2 separate regions of the Homo sapiens genome follow, and region 1 is linked to region 2. A link is an interaction called in ENCODE POLR2A ChIA-PET data of the cell type or tissue named here. Cell type or tissue: HepG2. All regions are shown on one strand. Links, peaks and the distances in the headings refer to the core of each region. The heading gives the core; the rest is flanking DNA.

Evidence for each region. ChIA-PET counts read pairs that join two places held together with the same protein. Peaks named below come from ENCODE experiments on the same cell type or tissue, not always from the same donor. Only the 100,000 strongest peaks of a DNase experiment are listed, where the experiment ranks them.
Region 1: POLR2A ChIA-PET joins it to region 2 with 5 read pairs; 25 of 35 experiments call an interaction of 5 or more read pairs at or near these places.

The regions. Positions count from the first base shown.
Region 1 is chr10:102,160,819-102,176,544 of GRCh38, reverse strand. NOLC1 (nucleolar and coiled-body phosphoprotein 1) reads right to left here. Exons shown (of 13, transcript NM_004741.5): 10 at 15,452-15,726; 11 at 14,883-14,989; 12 at 14,620-14,712; 13 at 12,675-14,434. The coding sequence ends at 14,276. Among named protein-coding and RNA genes, the nearest start is that of NOLC1, 16 kb to the right of the region's middle. In HepG2, for the core only: a CTCF peak has its summit at 6,941 (motif pointing left); a DNase peak (open chromatin) is centred at 6,944; H3K4me3 peaks cover 380 bases; H3K27me3 peaks cover 640 bases.
Region 2 is chr10:102,111,950-102,116,949 of GRCh38, reverse strand. The region is part of intron 1 of LDB1 (LIM domain binding 1); the gene reads left to right. Among named protein-coding and RNA genes, the nearest start is that of LDB1, 5.9 kb to the left of the region's middle. RefSeq lists silencers at 1,817-2,026, 2,137-2,286, 2,307-2,456, 2,507-2,596. In HepG2, for the core only: a CTCF peak has its summit at 4,547 (motif pointing right); DNase peaks (open chromatin) are centred at 1,939 and 4,528; H3K4me3 peaks cover 2,238 bases.

The DNA.
Region 1 (15,726 bases), core at 4,335-9,334, 55 kb before region 2:
ATGGAAGAGCAGCTGCTAGCCTCCCCAAGGCAGTTTCAGCGGGAGAGAACATTTAAAGGAACAATAAAATAGGTTTTAAAAGTTGCTTTTGGGCCGGGCGTGGCACTGCACTCCAGCCTGGGCGTCTGAGAGAGACTCCGTTTCTCAAAAAAAAAAAAAAAAAAAAGTTGCTTTTGATAAGCACTGCTTTCCAAAATGCAATAATGATTTTTTTTAATGTAGAAAGAGAAGCAGTGAGCTATGTTAAGAACATACATCCAATGAGTGCACTGTGGCTTGGACGGTGACTGGGAAAAAGACCCCAGGAGAGCCCTCGGGCCACACGCAAGCCCAGGCCATCCAGCCCAGGGAGCACACAGGCTTCGTGACAATGGTTGAGAACTCCTCTAAAACTTGCCTAGGCCCAAGAAAAGAGTGGTAGCAATCACCCCTGTGAGAGGGCTAGAGGGGAGGGGAAGAAGGAGGTGGGGGACAGGCTAAGGGCATCAAGCTCAGAACGGGGGAATTCTGGAGGCTGGCAGAGCTGCGTGTTGCCGGGAAGCACTGGCTACGCCAGGCCATTCCGCTCTTACGAGGCACCGCTCCCCACCAAGTTCTACAAAAAGCCACATCTGTCTGTACTTCCAGGAACCCACTTTTACAGACGTTCTTCCTTCGGACTGTCCCTGACTCTTGATAATTTTGAGTCCCCAGAAAGCTTCAAGGGCACCTAAAAATATTCACTTCTAATTTTAATTACATGGCAAACTGTCCCGGTGTACTTTCAGGGCTATTTAAGGCTCTTAAGTTAAGGGAATCTCTCCATCTGACACACACAGTTTCATGTTCCATAGCAACAAGGTCTTCTATAACAAGGACTCTTAAGTCAGAATCCCAGAAGATTCTGGGTGTTCGTGGTTTCAGTTGGAGGTGAGGGGAAGAGTCCACTCTCATTCAGAGCAGGAAGAACTGTTCATCCTTCAGATCCAGAGACTTCCTGGATTCTAGAGACGGCCCCCATAAGTGTAACACTGTTGCTATGCAAACCGTCCCATCATTTGGTTATTACAAGGAATGCTTCTTCACCAAATCACAAGTTTCCTATGACTAATTTCAGTGAGCCAGTTAAATAGAAGGATTTTTAGAAAGAGCCACAGTGGGCCGGGGGCGGAGGCTTACGCCTGTAATCCCAGCACTTTGGGAGGCCCAGGTGGGTGGATCACGAGGTCAGGAGATCGAGACCATCTTGGCTAACATGGTGAAACCCCGTTTCTACTTTGTATTTTGTAAAAATACAAAAAATTAGCCGGGCGCCGTGGCGGGCGCCTGTAGTCCCAGCTACTCGGGAGGCTGAGGCAGGAGAATAGCGTGAACCCGGGAAGCGGAGCTTGCAGTGAGCCGAGATCGCGCCACTGCACTCCAGCCTGGGCAACAGAGCAAGACTCCGTCTCAAAAAAAAAAAAAAGAAAAAGAAAAATAAAGAGCCACAGTGATAGCAATTCTACGTGGAAACTTGAGCAGGCAACATGAAGAGGCAGTTTATAAATGAAAAAGGACTGTGGTTCCGCTGACACCCTTCCTTTTCTTGGACGAAACACCAGGAGGCTTGTTCACCATGAGGGAGACAGTACCCACAAGAGCCGTGGGGCCCACATGTTTACTTGTTCTGATGGGATGAAAAATTAGCTGGGCATGGTGGTGTGCACCTGTAGTCCCAGCTACTCAGGAGGCTGAGATGGGAGGATCATTTGAGCCTGGCTGGAGGTTGCAGGCTTGGGGTTGCAGTGACCCCAGATTGCACCACTGCACTCCAGGGTGGGGAACAGAGTGAGACTGCTTAGAAAAAAAAAAAGTCTTGTTTTTGCTTCAGAATTATCCAATGGGAAGTGGGAAGGGGAATGAGTTGGGCTAATAAGAGATGAAATAAGATGGGCTGTGTATTGTTAAGAGCTGGATGGGAAGATGGGGCTTAATTATACTGTTCTTCCTACTTTGGTAAGTATGTGAAAATTTCCCTAATAAAATCCTTTTTAAAAACACACATACGGCCGGGCGCGCTGGCTCACACCTGTAATCCCAGCACTTTGGGAGGCCGAAGCAAGCGGATCACGAGGTCAGGAGATCGAGACCATCCTGGCTAACATGGGGAAACCTCGTCTCTACTGAAAGTACAAAAAATGAGCCGGGCGTGGTGGCGGGGGCCTGTAGTCCCAGCTACTCGGGAGGCTGAGGCAGGAGAATGGTGTGAACCCGGGAGGCGGAGCTTGCCGTGAGCCGAGATGGCACCACTGCACTCCAGCCTGGGCGACAGAGCAAGATTCCATCTCAAAAAAAAAAAAAAAAGAAAAGAAAAGAAAAGAAAAAAACACACATACACAACTGGGGACAGTAGCTCATGCCTGTAACCACAGCACTTTGGGACGCCAAGACAGGAGAATCACTTGAGGCCAGGAGTTTCAGACCAGCCTGGGCAACATAGTGAGACCTTGTTTCTAGGGGAAAAAAAAAAAAAAAAGGCCAGGCGCAGTGGCTCACGCCTGTAATCCCAGCACTTTGGGAGGCTGAGGCGGGCAGATCACGAGGTCAGGTGATCGAGACCTTCCTGGCTAACACAGTGAAATCCCGTCTCTACTAAAAATACAAACATTAGCTGGGCGTGGTGGCAGGCACCTGTAGTCCCAGCTACTCGGGAGGCTGAGGCAGGAGAATGGCGTGAACCCGAGGAGGTGGAGCTTGCCGTGAGCCGAGATGGCGCCACTGCACTCCAGCCTGGGTGACACAGCGAGACTCCGTCTCAAAAAAATAAAAAGGCCGGACAGGGTGGCTCACGCCTGTAATCCCAGCAGTTTGGGAGGCCAAGGTGGGCGGATCACAAGGTCAGGAGAGCGAGACCATCCTGGCTAACACGGTGAAACCCCATCTCTACTAAAAATACAAAAAATTAGCCGGGCGTGGTGGCACGCGCCTGTAGTCTCAGCTACTCGGGAGGCTAAGGCAGGAGAGTGGCGCAAACCCAGGAGGCGGAGCTTGTAGTGAGCCGAGATAGTGCCACTGCACTCCAGCCTGGGCGACAGAGCGAGACTCTGCCTCAAAAAAAAAAAAAAATTAAAAAAAATTAAAAAAAAAAAACCACACACGCATACACATTCACTCTTATGGACTGAATATTTGTGAAGTCTTCAAGTTCATATATTGACTCCCTAATCCCCAGTGTGGTATGTTGGAAGATGGGGCCTTTAATCACCACCTAATTAGGTTTAGATGAGGTCATGATGGTGCAGACCCAGGTGAGATCAGTGCCTTCATAAGAAGAGCCCGTTGCCTGGGCACAGTGGCTCACGTCTGTAATCCCAACACTTCAGGAGGCCAAGGCGGGCGGATCACAAGGTCCGGAGTGTTTTTTTTGTTTTGTTTTGTTTTGTTTTGTTTTGTTTTTTTGAGACGGAGTCTTGCTCTGTCGCCCAGGCTGGAGTGCAGTGGTGCGATCTCGGCTCACTGCAAGCTCCACCTCCCAGATTCACACCATTCTCCTGCCTCAGCCTCCTGAGTAGCTGGGACTACAGGCACCCGCCCCCACGCCTGGCTAAGTTTTTGTATATTCCCTAAAGACGGGGTTTCACGTGTTAGCCAGAATGGTCTCAATCTCCTGACCTCGTGATCCACCTGCCTCAGCCTCCGGAAGTACTGGGATTACAAGCGTGAGCCACTGTGCCCGACCTGAGGTCAGGAGTTTTAGACCAGCCTTGCCAACATGGGGAAACCCCGTCTCTACTAAAAGTACAAAAATTAGCTGGGCATGGTGGCACGTGCCTGTAATCCCAGCTACTTGGGAGGCTGAGGCAGGAGAATCACTTAAACCCAGGAGGTGGAGGTTGCAGTGAGCTGAGATCGTGCCACTGCACTCCAGCTTGGGCGACAGAGCAAGACTCTGTCTCAAAAAAATAAAAAAAAAGAGAGACCGAAGACCCAGGTGCAGTGGCACGTGTCTGTAGTCCCAGCTACTCAGGAGGCTGAAGTGGGAGGATCACTTTAGCCCAGGAGTTCGAGGCTGTAGTGTGCTGCGATCACACCTGTGAATAGCCACTGCACTATGGCCTGGACAACATAGCAAGACCCTGTCTCTAAAACAAACAAACACAAAAGAAAAAAGAGAGACACCAAAGAATTTGTTCGCCCCATTCTGCCCCCATCATGTGAGGCCACAGCAAGATGGCCATCTGCAAGCCAGGAAGACAGCCCTCACCAGGAAGTGAATTGGTCGGCCCCTTGATGCTTCACTTCCCAGAGTCTAGAATGTAAGAGATCAATTTCTGTTGTTTAAGCCACCCAGTCTAGTATTTAGTTATCGCAGCCCAAGCTAAGACACTCACACCTTGAATGGCTTCCTATTGCCTTTTTTTTTTTTTTTTTTTTTTTTTTTTTTGAGACAGAGTTTCACTCTTGTTGCCCAGGCTGGAGTGCAATGGTGTAATCTCAGCTCACTGCAGCTTCCGCCTCCCGGGTTCAAGCAATTCTCCTACCTCAGCTTTCCGAGTAGCTGGGACTACAGGTGCCCACCACCACGCCCGGCTAATTTTTTGTACTTTTAGTAGACACGGGGTTTTGCCATGTTGGCCAGACTGGTCTCAAACTCCTGGCCTCAGGGAATCTGCCCGCCTCAGCCTCCCAAAGTGCTGGGATTACAGGCATGAGCCATCAAGCCTGGCCCCTACTGCCTTATTAAAGACCGACATTTCAAACATGCCTTACAAAGCCTCTGCCTACTCTACCCCTGCCTACCTCTCTAGCTTCATGTTACACTGCTCTCTCTCCTCACTCTGCATTCCAGCTGCATAGACCTTTCAGTGTGGGGTCTCCATCATCCTCCCAAGGCACAAAAAGGTCTTTGCACGTGCTATTCCCTCTAACTGGAAAACTCACATATCTAGCACCCCCAACCCTCTAGCTTCCCCTAATTAACCCTTAACTTCAGGTTTTGGCTGAAACATCACTTCCTATTCTTAGATTTCTATTACTAGAGTGACCATATGTCCTGGCATGACTAGCATAGCCTCACTTTACACCTATTCATCTCAGACTAATTTCCCTCCCTCTTCCTCTCAAAAGCATCCCAGTTCAGACAATAAGTTACATGGTCATGCTGGGCACGGTGGCTCACGCCTGTAATCCCAGCACTTTGGGAGGCCGAGGCGGGCAGATCACGAGGTCAAGAGATCGAGACCATCCTGGCTAAAACGGTGAAATCCCGTCTCTATGAAAAATACAAAAAATTAGCGTGGCGGGCGCCTGTACTCCCAGCTACTCGGGAGGCTGAGGCAGGAGAATGAAGTGAACCCGGGAGGCGGAGCTTGCAGTGAGCGGAGATCAGGCCACTGCACTCCAGACTGGGCGACAGAGCCAGACTCCGTCTCAAAAAAAAAAAAGTTACATGGTCATGCTATCCATGAGGAAGTCCCACCACCACATGGGTCAGCTGCCCCTATTACATGCTCTCATAGCTCTGTACAACCTGCCTTCACACACTGAAGTTTGTATTTACACATTTATTTGTGAGGATTAATATTTTTGTCCCTCACTAGTCGGACAAACTTTTTGTCTTTTTTGAGTAAACAAAACTTTTTTTGAGTAAACTTTGATTGCTGGAACTGTGTTTTTTGTTCATTCAGGATTGTATCTGCAACAGCTACCACACAGGATCACATGTCATGTACCTGGCGCATGGCAGCCACTCATATTTTCTGAATGGATGAATTTTTGCTGAATGGATAAATTTCTGTTTGGCAGGCTAATTTCTTGAAATACTCTGTACTTCCTCTGCCACTTGGAAGTATCCACTTCCAAGGCGGAAGCCTGGCATTTGTTCTCCTCAATCCTGAGCTCCTTGAGATTATGCTGGGAGAGGAGGGAAGAGAGAGGAGAGAGGAGAAGGCATCAAAGCCTCTGAGCTCCCAGACCTAGGAAGAACACAGGCCCGCAATTTCCATCAGCAGTGGGATCTGCAGCCGGTCACCCTTGCAGGAGCCCGAAGGCCCTGCCAGGACCTGGAGGTAGGGTTGGGGTTCCACGGGGAACATTAATCTTCTACAAGCCATGTTGCCTGCCACTGGCTTTCAGGTATCAGGTAACCTCTCATGGATAACCAGTACAGACCAGAGACCAGAAAACCTCCCTTCTCGGCCGGGCGCGGTGCCTCACGCCTGTAATCCCAGCACTTTGGGAGACCGAGGCGGGCAGATCATGAGGTCAGGAGATGGAGAGCACGGTGAAACCCCGTCTCTACTAAAAAATACAAAAAAATTAGCTGGGCGCCGTAGCGGGCGCCTGTAGTCCCAGCTACTCGGGAGGCTGAGGCAGGAGAATGGCGTGAACCCAGGAGGCAGAGCTTGCAGTGAGCCGAGATGGCACCACAGCACTCCAGCCTGGGCGACAGAGCGAGACTCTGTCTCAAAACAAACAAACAAACAAACAAACAAAAAACCCCTTCTCTAATTTCCAAAACTAAAGAGCCTCAGATGAGGGCCTGTGTCTTATTCATCTGTGTATCCAAAGGCTCACAGTGGGCTCTTCAAGGTGTTTTTTTTTTTTTTTGAGACGGAGTCTCGCTCTGTCGCCCAGGCTGGAGTGCAGTGGCGCTATCTCGGCTCACTGCAAGCTCCGCCTCCCGGGCTCACGCCATTCTCCTGCCTCAGCCTCCCGAGTAGCTGGGACTATATAGGCGCCCGCCACGGCGCCCCGCTAATTTTTTGTATTTTTAGTAGAGACGGGGTTTCACTGTGTTAACCAGGTTGGTCTCGATCGGCTGACCTCGTGATCCGCCCGCCTCCGCCTCCCAAAGTGCTGGGATTACAGGCGTGAGCCACTGCGCCCGGCTCTTCAAGTTTGTTGAATAGCACTGGAGTAAGTAAGGAGTTAAGCTTCTATTTAAGTCCAGCCCAGCTCCCTAAACAGGGGGGCAACATCGCCACCTACTGGCCCCATCGGTAACTGCAGACAGGCTCTGCAGGAGGGATTTGAGAACTTCGTGGTCCGGCAGAAATAGTGCTTTCACCGCAACCGGATTAGTGCCAGGAGTATTGTATTAGACTATCAAATCTCCTAACATACTCAGGTGGACAAAATAAAGTACTAATTCCTAACTTAGGTACAAAAGGCCATTGACATTGAACTCTCAGTGAAATTTCGCAGTATCTTGCCCCCACCTCCCGCACACCTCTGCTTGACCCATTCTAACAGCCCTCTTCTCCCACTGGAAAAGGCACTCTTCCTTACACGGTATGCACTTTTCTCGCTCCTGGCAAACTGCAGCTGTCTTCAGAATCCTAGGCCACCATCAGCCAAGTCTTTTCTTCTTCTTCTTCTTCTTTTTTTTTTTTTTTTTTTTTGAGACAGAGTTTCACTTTGTTGCCCAGGCTGGAGTGCAGTGGCACGATCTTGGCTCACTGCAACCTCCGCCTTCCGGTTTCAAGCGATTCTCCTGTCTCAGTTTCCTGAGTAGCTGGGATTACAGGCGCCTGCCACCACACCTGGCTAATTTTTTGTATTTTTAGTAGAGACGAGGTTTCACTATGTTGACCAGGCTGGTCTCGAACTCCTGACCTCGTGATCTGCCTGCCTCGGCCTCCCAAAGTGCTGGGATTACAGGTGTGAGCCACCACACCGGGCCAAGCCAAGTATTTTCTTGCTTGTACCCTTAGGGGTGCTACTCTGACCTTCAGTTTGGGACAGAACTCAGCTCAGTGCACAGAAACCATTCCCATGCCTGACTTTCCCCATTAGACACTGAGCTCTCTGGGAGTTCTATGACGAGTACATAGCAGGTTCACAAAGACTATTGAATACAGGTAGCTCCATGTTTGGACATACAGAGACCTGTGTTCTTGTCTCAATGTGCCACTAAGTTGCAGTTTCATCAACCCTAAGTAAATCATTTGATACTCAGGGCTGTTTCCGTAGTGGTTTTCAACTAGGGGCAATTTTCCTTCCCAGAAAATATTTGGCAATGCCTGGAGCCGTTTTTGGTTGTCACAACTAGGGGAAACTATTGGCATGCAGTGTTAGAGGCCAGGGACGCTGCCACACATCCTACAACACACAGGACAGTCCTCAAAAGCAAAGACTTACCTGGCCCCAAATGGAATGATCTACTCGATACCCACCTAACAGGGTTGCAGTAAGGCTACACCGGGCGAAGGGCAAGCCCCCAACAGGGCATTAGGAAGTCTCCTGCCTGTGTCCATGAAGCATGATGCAGAGGGGCATGAGCCATGTGTCTGGTTGACTGAATTTGCGGATTTCAGTGCCAGAGCCCATCAGCAAGGGGTAGGAATTCCAGATTCTTCACAAAACTAAGAAGTTTCTAATAGGACCAATTCCACATATCCATTTTTGTATCAGGAATAAAGATGATAAACGTGAAACAACAAAAAACCATTGCAGGGAAATAATCATTAACATATGCTTGATGCCTTTGCCAAAATGGCATGTTGCACATCACAAGGAAACCAAAGAACATCATTTCCAAAGCTTTTTTTGTTGAGCAAGAGGCAGTTATGGAGTGCTTATAATATGCCAGGGACTGTACTAAGTGCTTTAAATTCTCAGTCCTTACAACAAGCCTCTGAGAGAGTCAAGAATCTACAAATGAGTTGAGATAGTATTCTCTCTTTTTTTGAGACAGAGCCTTGCTCTGTCACCCAGCCTGGAGTGCAGTGGTGCGATCTCAGCTCACTGCAAGTAGCCAGGATAGTCTCGATCTCCTGACCTCGTGATCCACCCGCCTTGGACTCCCAAAGTGCTGGGATTACAGGCCCAGCCAGTATTCTCATTTTACATCAGAAGGTACACTCTGGGCTGGGCACAGTGGCTCACGCCTGTAATCCCAGCACTTTGGGAGGCTGAGGTGGGAGGATTGTTTGAGAGTAGCCTGGGCAACACAGGGAGACCCTGTCTCTACAAAACAAAATTAAAAACAAAAACAAAAACAAAACAAACAAAAAAACAACTAGCCAAGCCTAGTGACTACTGTAGTCCCAGCTACTCAGGAGGCTGAGGTGGGAGGATCTCAGCTACTCAGGGGGCTGAGATCAGAGTATCTGCTTGAGCCCCAGAGGCTGAGGCTGCAGTGAGCGGTGATCGTAATCGCACCACTGCACTCCAGCCTGTGCAACAGAGCAAGACCCTGTCTCAAAAACAAACAAACAAACAAACAAACGCAGACTCAGGTTAACCTTCCTAATGAATACTGTTAGGCAATTTGCTAAACCGCCTCATTTGTGTAACACACTAGCTGCAAAACGTAGCAGACTCAGCTTTGCAAGGCCTAAGAGGAAATGAGTTCTGTCGGAAAAAAGCAAACAAGACTGAGAAGGGTTATACAATACAGAAGAAAAGTCATGATTTAAACAATAAACAGCAACCTCACAAATTATTTATGTTTTAAGGAGAATAAATTAATGGATGTATGTCATATTCAACTTAAAAATGAAAACGGGCTGGGCGCGGTGGCTCCCGTCTGTAATCCCAACACTTGTGGGAGGCCAAGGCAGGCAGATAGCTTGAGCTCAGTTCGAGACCAGCCTGGGCAACATGACAAAACCCTGTCTACAAAAAACACAAAAATTAGCCAAGTGTGGTGGCACATACCTGTGGTCCCAGCTATTCGGAAGGCTAAGATGAGAGGATTGCTTGAGCCTGGGAGGTGGAGGTTGTAGTGAGCCAAGTTTGCACCACTGTACTCCAGCCTGGGTGACAGAGCAAGACCCTGTCTCAAAATAAATAAAATAAAAATGCCAAGGCCAGGCGTGGTAGCTCACACCTGTAATCCCAGCACTTTGGGAGGCCGAGGTGGGCAGATCACGAGGTCAGGAGTTCAAGACCAGCCTGGCCAAGATGGTGAAATCCCGTCTCTACTAAAAATACAAAAATTAGCCAGGCATGGTGGCAGGTGCCTATAATCCCAGCTACTCAGGAGGCTGAGGCAGAGAATTGCTTGAACCTGGGAGGCGGATGTTGCAGTAAGCTGAGATCACGCCACTGCACTCCAGTCTGGGCGAAAGTGGTATAGACGTACAATGGAATATCATGCAGTCTTAAAAAGGAAGGGAATCCTGTCACCTGCTATAACATGGATGAACCTTGAGGACATTGGCTTGGCTAAGTAAAATAAGCCAGCTACAAAAAGATAATATCATTACTGTTCCACTCATGAGGTTATATCTAAAGTAGCCAAAATCATAAAAACAAAGTAGAAAGATGGTTGCCAAGGGCTGGGGAGGAGGGGATATTAGTGTTTAATGAATATAGTTTCAATTTTACAAGATGAAAACGTCCTAGGTATCTGTTACACAGTGGAATATACTTAACACTACTAAACCATACAATTAAAAATGGTTAGTGGTAAATTTAATGTCGTGTTTTACCACTATAAAACAAAAACAAACAAAAATGAGAGAGCATTTTCATTTATCCAAGTAGCAAAGATCAATTTGGTAAATAGTGTTGGCAAGAGGGCAAAGAGGCACTTTGATAAAATGTTGCTGGAACTATACGATTAGTAGAACGATTTTGGAGGGCAATAATGATCAAAATGTTATTAATAAATGCAAATATCCTTTGAACCAGCCATCATTTTTAGGAATATTTCCTACATAAAAACACACAGATACTCAGTCTCATGTATAAGACTACCCAGTGTAACACTATTTGTAATAGCAAAATACTTAAACTTCTGCCCCTAAAGTACTAATTTAAATAACTTAAAACAGAGTACCATATAGCCATTAAAAATGAGCTGCTGTGTTCTGCTATGAATTGAGCTCTGAAAGTTGCAAAACATTGCACTTGACGAACTGCCCCATTTGTGCCAAGAAAAAAAGGAGGGGAGGATGCATATAGTAGCACATACCTAGAAACTGTCTGGAAGGAGACACAGAAGCAGGTTCCAGGAAACAGGGCTGAGATGAAATTTTTTTTTTTTTTTTTTAAATTTTTGAGACAGCGTCTCACTGTGTCGCCAGGCTGGAGTGCAGTGGCACGATCTCAGCTCACTGCAACCTCCACCTCCAGGGTTCAAGCAATTCTCCTGCCTCAGCCTCCCGAGTAGCTGGGATTACAGGCACGTGCCACCACGCCCAGCTAATTTTTGTATTTTTTAGTAGAGACGGGGTTTCACCATGTTGACCAGGCTGGTCTCGAACTACTGACCTCAGGTGATCCGTCTGCCTTGGCCTCCCAAAGTGCTGGTATTACATGCGTAAGCCACTGTACCTGGCCTGAAATTTTCATTTTATACTATTATTTTTAACAAGTATATTTGAAAATGGAAGCATGAAGGTGGGAAATACCAATTCACTTCTTTTCAAATACTCTTTAGATAAGCGGTTTTCAACTCTACCTGTTCATTAGAATCATCTGGGAGCTTTAAAAATACCCTAGTGCCCGGGCCTCACCAGACAGCACCAGGGTCTGACTCAATAGATCTCAGGATGGGCCCCTGAGTATCCGTGTTTCTTTTTATTTTTTATATTATACTAGGGTAAGTTCTAGGGTACATGTGCACAATGTGCAGGTTTGTTACATATGTATACATGTGCCATGTTGGTTTGCTGCACCCATTAACTGTCATTTACATTAGGTATATCTATCTCCTAATGCTATCCCTTCCCTCCCCCCACCCCACATTAGGCCCTGGTGTGTGATGTTCCCCACCCTGTGTGCAAGTGTTCTCATTGTTCAATTCCCACCTATGAGTGAGAACATGCGGTGTTTGGTTTTCTGTCTTTGTGATAGTTTGCTGAGAATGATGGTTTCCAGCTTCATCCATGTCCCTACAAAGGACACGAACTCATCCTTTTTTATGGCTGTAGTATTCCATGGGGTGTATGTGCCACATTTTCTTAATCCAGTCTATCATTGATGGACATTTGGGTTGGTTCCAAGTCTTTGCTATTGTGAATAGTGCCACAATAAACATACGTGTGCATGTGTCTTTATAGCAGCATGATTTATAATCCTTTGGGTATATACTCAGCAATGGGATTGCTGGGTCAAATGGTATTTCTAGTTCTAGATCCCTGAGGAATCGCCACACTGTCTACCACAATGGTTGAACTAGTTTACAGTCCAACCAACAGTATAAAAGTGTTCCTATTTCTCCACATCCTCTCCAGCACCTGTTCTTTCCTGACTTTTTAATGATCGCCATTCTAACTGGTGTGAGATGGTATCTCATTGTGGTTTTGATTTGCGAGTATCCGTGCTTCTAAGTTCCTCAGATGATTCTAATTTTCAGCTGATGTCTTAGGAATCGCTGATTTAGACCAGGGATTGGCAAACTTCTTCTGTAAAGGGCCGCATCCTAAATATCTTAGGCTTTGTGGGCCATTGATAAGATCTCTGTCACACATTCTCTTTTTAAAAGACCTTTACAAATGTAAAAACCATTCTTAGCTCCTAGGTAATACAAAAACAAACCATGGGCTGGATTTGACCCATAGGCCATTTTGCCAACCCCCAATTTGGACTATGCGTAGGCTAGAATATAGCCTGGAAAAGGCACCGTGAGACAAGCTGCTGCCAAAAAGCCTCTGCAGTGAAATCACAGGTCTGGACCCCAGTCCTATAACTGGCACCAAAGTTGTTCTGGTTTGAGTAGGGGGTGGGAGGGGTTTAGACTCACAATAATAAAACTCCCAAGACACATTATAAACCAGCCAGTTTATTATTTTGTAGTAAGATTTAGAACTTTTACCATGCAGACTGAAATATCTGTGTCAGCATGAACAGTACATTTTCTTCCTAGAGGCAGTTACATGGAAAACCAGGTTATTATCAGGTTATTTAGCAAGTATGGAATCCAAACAAGAGGAGACTAATCTTAAGACCTATAACTCGTCCATGAAGGCTTGGGGCACACTTTTCTACCACCAGAATGCCTTAGCTTCCAGAAAGCTGTGGACTCTTCCCTCTCCGTCTTGGTCTGGCTGAGTACCGCTACTGCTCAGTCACTTCCTGCAGCCATACCGTCAGGCCAGCTTGGCCTAAAAGCTGTTATCTCTGGTCACTGGTTTGTGTTGTTACAGCCACTGCTACTAACAGTTAAGGTTCTGAAGGGGGCATGTCAATTGCTCCCAGGTACCAACTAGGAGACACAATAATCCTATTAGTTTGTTCTCCCAAACCCACTCCAGTTTATCAGGTAATATGCTCTGTAAGGTTCTTTCCAACCCCATTAGCACATACATAGATTACCTATAATTTCACCTAATGTAATCTACCTTCCTACTGAGGATTGAGGTTTTAACGTTTGTTTTTTTTCCCCCCACTTTCTTGATCAGTGATTCTCAACCATGTAGGAATTAATGAAACCAATTCTGTATCACCACTGCAACCAAGACAGCAATACCAAGTGATATGTATTTTTCAAACTCATGTCATTTTGTTCTCTATACTGTAAAAAACGAGAAGATGCAGTCCTCAACTTAGAACTCAATACTAGGAAGGGTCAAGTTGTCAAAAAATGTCTTTCAACAGTAGAAAAGTTTGCTTTCAAATTAAAAAACAAAGCACGTATTGCAAACATCGTGTAATGATAAAATTACAGAAAAAAATATATTCAGAATGACCCATGGCATTCACGCCATACCAGAATTTTGCCTGTAACAAAACAGAGAATTTTATCCCAAAAAGTAGGTTAGGTCCATGCTGGCTAAAAACTTCAGTCCCAGACCCAATAAATGAGGATGAAATACATAGTGCATGCTTAACAGACATTGCATATACATCAACAATTCTTTAATGCCCCTCTCTAGGGTTTTGAGGGAAGGAGGGATGAAATGTGGACATGTGCACTCACAAAGGCAGAATTTTCTTCCTATTATAAAAAGTCACACGTGACCCTTTACTATGTTTTGGGCAATAGCCAAGATTTTATCTGTGGGAATCCACCTTTGAAAATCACAACAAAAATCAATAGTAAGTGATTTAATATAAAATATACAAATTTCTCAGTATGAGGACTTTCACAGAAAAGGAAGGAGACAACAATGAAAATGAATTTTCTTAAAAAATAACATTCCCTTATTTTGTCCCTGCTACTCAACACTCAAAAACAAGTCTGTACAAAACTAGGAACACAGAAAAGGACCAGAGAGGATGTTACACTGTAAAGTCTTAGGACCTACTCTAAACTTCTGTCCTCATCAAGACCCTCACCTAGAGACCTGAGGGTTCCCAGGTCCACTGGAGAAAGTAAGTAGTCTCCGATCATCACCCTTGCTTCACCGAAGATGGCCTCAGGTCACTCGCTGTCAAACTTAATAGAATTGACCTGGACAGAGATTGAGCCTCCCCGGTAGCTGCCCCGCTTCTTCTTGGTTTTCTCATGCCGAAAGGACTTGCCTTTGGTGAACTTCAAAACCTGATTGGCTCGCTCTCCCCAGTCTCCGGCTGCACCTCGCTGGTAAGTAGAGAGGGAGATTAACACAGAGGAGGACCATGCTGGAGCCCTGTCACTTTATTCTTTCTACTCCCTGCTCAAGGAAACCTGAACCCAGAGAAGATTCCCACCAACCTGAACCAAGAATTGTCCTCTCTGACACTACCCATCCTCCCTCCCAAGAATGGCACAGATCTCTCTCTCACCTTGGCATCAAAGGAGTTGTCCGCAACTCGTGAATCCACCTCAATTTCCTCCTCCCTGACCCTTCGGAATGGGGATGATGCCCTTTTTTCTCCCTACAGAAGAATGAAGTAGGAAATTAAAGACAGAGTGGTCATGTAACAGTTCTCCTGAGTGATACACATGGGCACATGTACCAGGTCACGCCAGGCAGAGCTGTCAAGATGATCCTAGATTTTTCTACTTTTAAAGAGCTGGCTCCTGAGAAGAAAGTGAGACAACTTACTTTCTTCCTTTTTGGAAATGTGTTAGGGGTCTGAAGCTTTATCTTCTTGGCCTGAGGAGTCTCTGCCTCCTTGGCAGCCTCATTCTGCTTCCGCTTCTTTAATGAACCTACAAAACAAAAAGCCAGACTCAGGCCGAGTACAGTGGCTCACAACTGTAACCCCAGCATTTTGGGAGTCCAAGGTAGGAGGATCGCTTGAGCCCAGGAAATTCAGATCAGCCTGGGCAATATAGTGAGATTCTGTCTCTATAAAAAGTTAAAAAAATGAGCCAGACATGGTGGTGCATGCTTGTAGTCCCGGCTACTCAGGAGGCTGGGGTGGAAAGATCACCTGAGTCCATGAGGTTAAGGCTGCACAAGCCGTGATCATGCCATTGCACCCTGGTCTGGGTGACACAGTGAGACTCTAATAAAAAAAAAAAAAGGTAACCAGTTTCCTGTTCTTCCTCCCAGTTTCCACAACTGGAAGCCCAGTGGTGGGCCTCCTCTCACTACCCTACTCTCAAAGAGTATATCCCATCCTGATTTGGGGGGACAAAACCCAGAGGGCATGTTCATTGGGTACAGACCTGATTTGGAAACTACCACTGCCGCCTTTTTCTTTTCTTCTTCCTCCTCCTCACTGTTCTTAGCTGCTTTTCCATTCTGGGCAGTCAGTGCAGAGGTGCCATTGGCCTTGGGGGCTTGTGGTCTTGGAGAGCCCTTGCCCTTGAGCTTCTCTTCCTCTTCCTCACTGGAGTCATCAGAAGAAGAACTGTTGCTGCTCTCAGCCTTTCCTTTCTTTGCAGAGGCTGGCTTGGAAGGGGCTGCACCTCCTGCTACCTTCTGTGGCTTCTTCTTAACT
Region 2 (5,000 bases), core at 1-5,000:
GCCCTATGTGCTATGAGGATCTCTTGAGGTACTGCCTGTGAATGCACTTTGGAAAGTTTAAAGGCAGTGGGGGAGAAGTGGGACTACCCCAGAGTTAAGCTGTAAATTTGGGAGTCAGTGGGAGTGTCTTAAGTCCTGGTGATAGGCTGTATGTTGCAGGGTCTGGCTGAATGTTATAGATTTCAGTATGTTTGTGAAAGCTGGGGTTTATTCTATGGCCAGGCTGTGATGAGGAATGGTACGCAGGCTTCAGAGAGGGTGATTTATAGGTTAAGTCCTTGCATAATAAATGATCGGGGTGTGTATGTGATAGGCTGTCACAGGTTTAGGGGTTATAACACAGTTTTGGTGTGTGTATTGAGGTCAGGATGCGTGTCATAGGTCCCAGTGTGTATGACTTAGACTGTGTGTGTGTGTATATATCCAGGATTTGGGTATATTTAGGATTTGAGATATATCACAGGTTGATGGCCAGACGCGGTGGCTCACATCTGTAATACTAGCACTTTGGGAGGCCAAGGTGGGTGGATCACCTGAGGTCAGGCGTTCGAGACCAGCCTGGCCAACATAGTGAAACCTGTCTCTACTAAAAATACAAAAATTAGCTGGGTGTGGTGGCATGCACCTGTAATCTCAGCTACTCAGGAGGCTGAGGCAGGAGAATCGCTTGAACCCAGGAGCTGGAGGTTGCAGTGAGCCGAGATCGCGCCACTGCACTCCAGCCTAAGCAACAGAGCGAGACTCCGTCTTGGAAAAAAGATATATCACAGGTTGAAATGTGTATCAGGTAGTGATTTATGTGAAAGTGAGATGTGTTATTTATGTGGAAGATGTTCACAGAGCCAGGTGCAATATTACTGCACAGTTAACTAGTGAGTATGTCATAAGAAATCCTGTCCTTGGAGTTATGTGTGAATATAGTTGGGGGTAGGAGACAGGAAGTAGAGAAACAGACACTCAAATTGCAAAGAAGGAAATAGAAGGTTCGTGCTCCCCCTTCCCGTGTGTGTGTGTGTGTTTGTGTGTGTGTGTGTGTACTATGTATTTTCCTTTTCCTATTTGTCCACGAGTAAGGTCTGGCCCACTACCCAAGTTTTAGAAATATTCCCTCCTGCTACAACAAAATTACCTTAGGAAAAAAAATAGAAATATCTGCTCCCTTGGGATGCCCTGCTGGATGGGAGAACAGGTCCTATCCACTAACCACACGTTTTTTTTTCTGGGGTGGTGGGGAGGATTCAGCAGCAAACTAAGCTCCTTCTGGGGACCCTTGGATGGCCAAGTTGGCTTTCCCTAGCTCTGACAATGCCTCTTTCCCTGGCACCCACTTGTCTTCAGTGGTGGTGGGGAAGGGGGCTTCCTGTTAAGGGGGATCTAAGTCAAGGCTTGGAATTTAGCTGGGTTGGGGGCAGGGAAGCCTGGAGTGTCCCCCTTCCTCCAATCAGTGTTTACAGTCTGATGTCAGAATGTGTGTCTGTCAAAAATAACCCCCTGGAGCCTCTCCCCCCAGCTGCTCCAGGATTTCACCAGGGGAGCCCAGGCTGGCAGTCCGGGCCAGCCTTCAACCTGAGCGATCACAGGGGCGAGAAAGATTTGGGGGAGGTTTGGGAGGTGCTTTGAAGATCTTGGAGTCTGCAGAGAGGAGCCCGCCCTCCTCCATCTCTGCCAGTGGCTTTGGCCCACCTGCTCACTCCTGAGCACCGTGCCTGGGGCTCGGGGGAGGCGGGCTGCATTTCGTTCCTGGCCCCCACAGGCCTCTCCTCCATCCAGGTCTCTCCTGGCCCAATCTGATCCGTCCCCTGTCTCTCCCAGTCTCTGTCTCTCTTTTGTTTTTCTCAGCAGTCCCTCCGTCCCAGCCTCCCTCCCTCCCTTGCTCTTCCTCTTTCCTCTCAGGGAGGGGGCGGGGCCGGTGGGGGCAGCTCCACCCTCCGCCCGCCCTGGGGCCTCATTCTGAGAGAGGCTCGGAGAGAGCGAGCGGGGAGGGAGGGAGGCAGGGAGAGAAAGGGAGAAAGGCAGGCAGCCGGCGGGCGCTGCGTGTGTGTTTGAGTGTGCGAGTGTGAGTGAGTGTGAGTGCCGGGTCCTGCCTCTCCTGGTGCCCCCAGCAGAGGGGCCCGGTGGCCTGGGGAGGGCGGGCGGGCTGCTCGGAGGCAGAGGCAGCAAGAGGCGGCGGCGGGGAGAGCCGAGAAGGAGGAGGAGGAGAGAGGAAAGAGCGGAGCAGCCATTGTTGAGGGAAACCTTGCAAACAAAGAAGGCTCCGGACTCCCCGCGGCCCCCCGCCCCCCAGGCCGGCCCCCTGGCCCCCGGCCCCCGGCCCAGTGGCCATTGTAACTTTCCCCCGGGACAGCGGCCGCCGCGGGGCGGGCCGAGGCAGTGCGTGCGAGTCTTTGTGCGGCCGGCGGACTGGAGCTCCCAGTCGGGCCTGCCCGTCCCACTCGGGACATGAGCTGCTGAAGTTGTCCCCCCGTCAGCCCTCACCCCTGCCAGGACTCCTCTGGGCTTGCAGTCGCTCCCCCGTACCTCTCCTGGCCCCCTCAGTTCTCCCAGGTAAGTCTGGGCACCCTGCGAGCCTGTTGGGGGTGGGCGGAAGGCCCTCAGCCCGGCCCGGGCCTGATCTGCGGGCTGGGGGAGAGGTGCCCCAGCCCAGAGCCGCCGGGGCGCTCAGGCCTGCTGACCTGTGGCCAGTCCCTAAAGGGAGGAGGCCTGCCCTCGAGTCAGCCTGGTTACCATGGCAATACCCAGCTGGAGGTGCCCCCCTCAGCCCCGGGATGCAGCTTCCACCCTGAGAAAACTTTACTAGTTCTGGGCTCTTCTCTCCCCCTTCCTAAAGGCTTCCAATTTGCTAGAGGTGGGAGGGGGGCTATGGCTGACTCCAGGGCTGGATGACACATCTCCTCCGTCCCCCCACCTTGCTGCCTCTACTCCTGCTGCTGGGGACAGGCAGCAACAGGGACAGATGGTCTGGGTGATGTCCCTCCCCTTCTCTACTCACTCCCAAGCCCTTGTGCTGGAGCCACTGGGAGTTGTGGCTCTGGAGAGATGCTGAGTTTGTGTCCATTCACTGGAGGTGTAAATAGAGGCCCAGAGCTTTGGGCTCTAGCTCCTCAGAGCTATTTACCCAGGCCTAGACAATGCCTGTTCATTCTCTAGAGAGAGAAATGGAGGCTCTGAGAGTTTTTTTTTTTTTTTTTTTACAAAATTGGAGAGAAACCCAGGCGTCCTGCCTCCTGTCTCTTCAGGTTCTTGAGCTAACACATTTCAAGTGGCCCGGAAACTGAGGAGGCAGGGGTGGTTAAGCTATGGGAGAAAGGATGGCCTAGTTGGGGGATGAGGGCCAGGTCTGAGAATCTACTCTTGGGTTTATTGCCCAGGCCTGGCCTCTGGTGGGCTGTGTGAGTTTGGGCTTCCTGTGTGGCCTTAGTCTGCCTGTCTGTGGATTGGGGAGACTTGGTGGCTGGGTGGGGACTGTCTTTCTGGAGACACAGGCTCAGTCCAGACTGGCATGTGAAGGCTGTGTGTGCTGTTCTTGGAGCATATGGATGTGGCCCGTGAGAGCTCGTGCATGGGGTGAGGGCCTGTTGCGGGCATCTGAATCTGCCTGGGGCTGCTGGGTTCCAGCCCTTGATAGGCATGTTAGGGCGAGCTGAGGGTGAAAGCCTGCTAGGCAGGATGAGGCACACGTGTGTGCAGGCACACACAGGCTCTGACTTGGCATCTTCAGAGACTGTGCAGTCTGGGACCCTCCTTTTGCCTGCATTGTGAGGACAGGGCTCTGGGGAGAGAATTAAATGACACATGTTGGCACAGGGTCTTCTTTTGTCTCTTCCCCCCAAAGAAACAAAATAGGTTTTGTATCTAAGTTGGGGAGGAGATCTAGATACAGCCAATCTAGCTACCCTTCCAAATGCAGTCGAGTTTTAGGGACCCAAGGAAGCAAATGTGATTGGAGTCAGATGAACTTTTGGGCCTGTGCCTCAGTTTCCCCTCCTATCTGGTGAGAAGGGGAAACAGAGTTGCAGGGGTACCTGGCTCATACCCAACTATGAATTTAACACTTTTTCCAGTCAGAAAACAGTATTCCAGGAACTGTTTGCTGTTAGGTGAGGTGAGAGAGAGGACATGTGCACATCACAGATACACACTAGTGAGACCCCTGTCTAGTGACCACTTGCCCCTAGACTGAGGAACATAGGCTTCTTCCCAGACCACCTACTTCTCAATTGTAGGTAGAGTGGGATGCAAAGGAGGCTCATCTGCCTGCTTCCCCGACTCCCAAGTCTCAGAAGAGAAAAGGGGTTGAGGCTTTGGGTTTCTGGTTTGGAGACAATACTGTCTACCCTTGGGGGCGGGGGTGGGGGCTGGGCTGATAAGGGAGTGGCCGTTAGTGGGGAGGCAGAAGGCCCAACTGGTTATCTGGTAGGCCACACCCAACAGGCACCCACCCCCATTTATCTTTCCATCCCTTGCCCTCCTGAGACCCTGAGGGTGGAGGAAGGGCAGAGTTTGAAAATCCTCCCTTTTCCTCCCCCACTTTGGTCTCTAGAGGGCAATAGAGGGGTCAGATGGTAGAAAGAGTATAGGATGTGGGAATCAGAAGATCCAAGCTCAAGTCCTAGCTTTGACAGTTACTAGCTTTATGATCTTGGCAAGGTCCTTTGAGCCCTCAGTTGCCTCATCTGTAAAATGGGAATGTTATGGTCAGCCCTGCTACCTCATAAGGTTGTTTTGATGATTGAGTGAAAGTATGTAGATTAAAAGGGGGTTTATCAATATTAGATTCTAATGATTGGATATTTATTTATTCTGTAATCATTCTTCCCAGCTTCAATTCCTCTTCTGTCATCTAGGACTCAGCCAAATGAAGAAATGGGATCTTGGGTATGCGCTGGGATTAGGGTGGACTACTCTTGTTTCTTAATGAAATAAGATTGGAGCCAGAATTAGAAGGAGAGACAGGTGCTCCCTAGAGTAGCCCCCTCCCCTAGTCCACCACTCTCTTATAA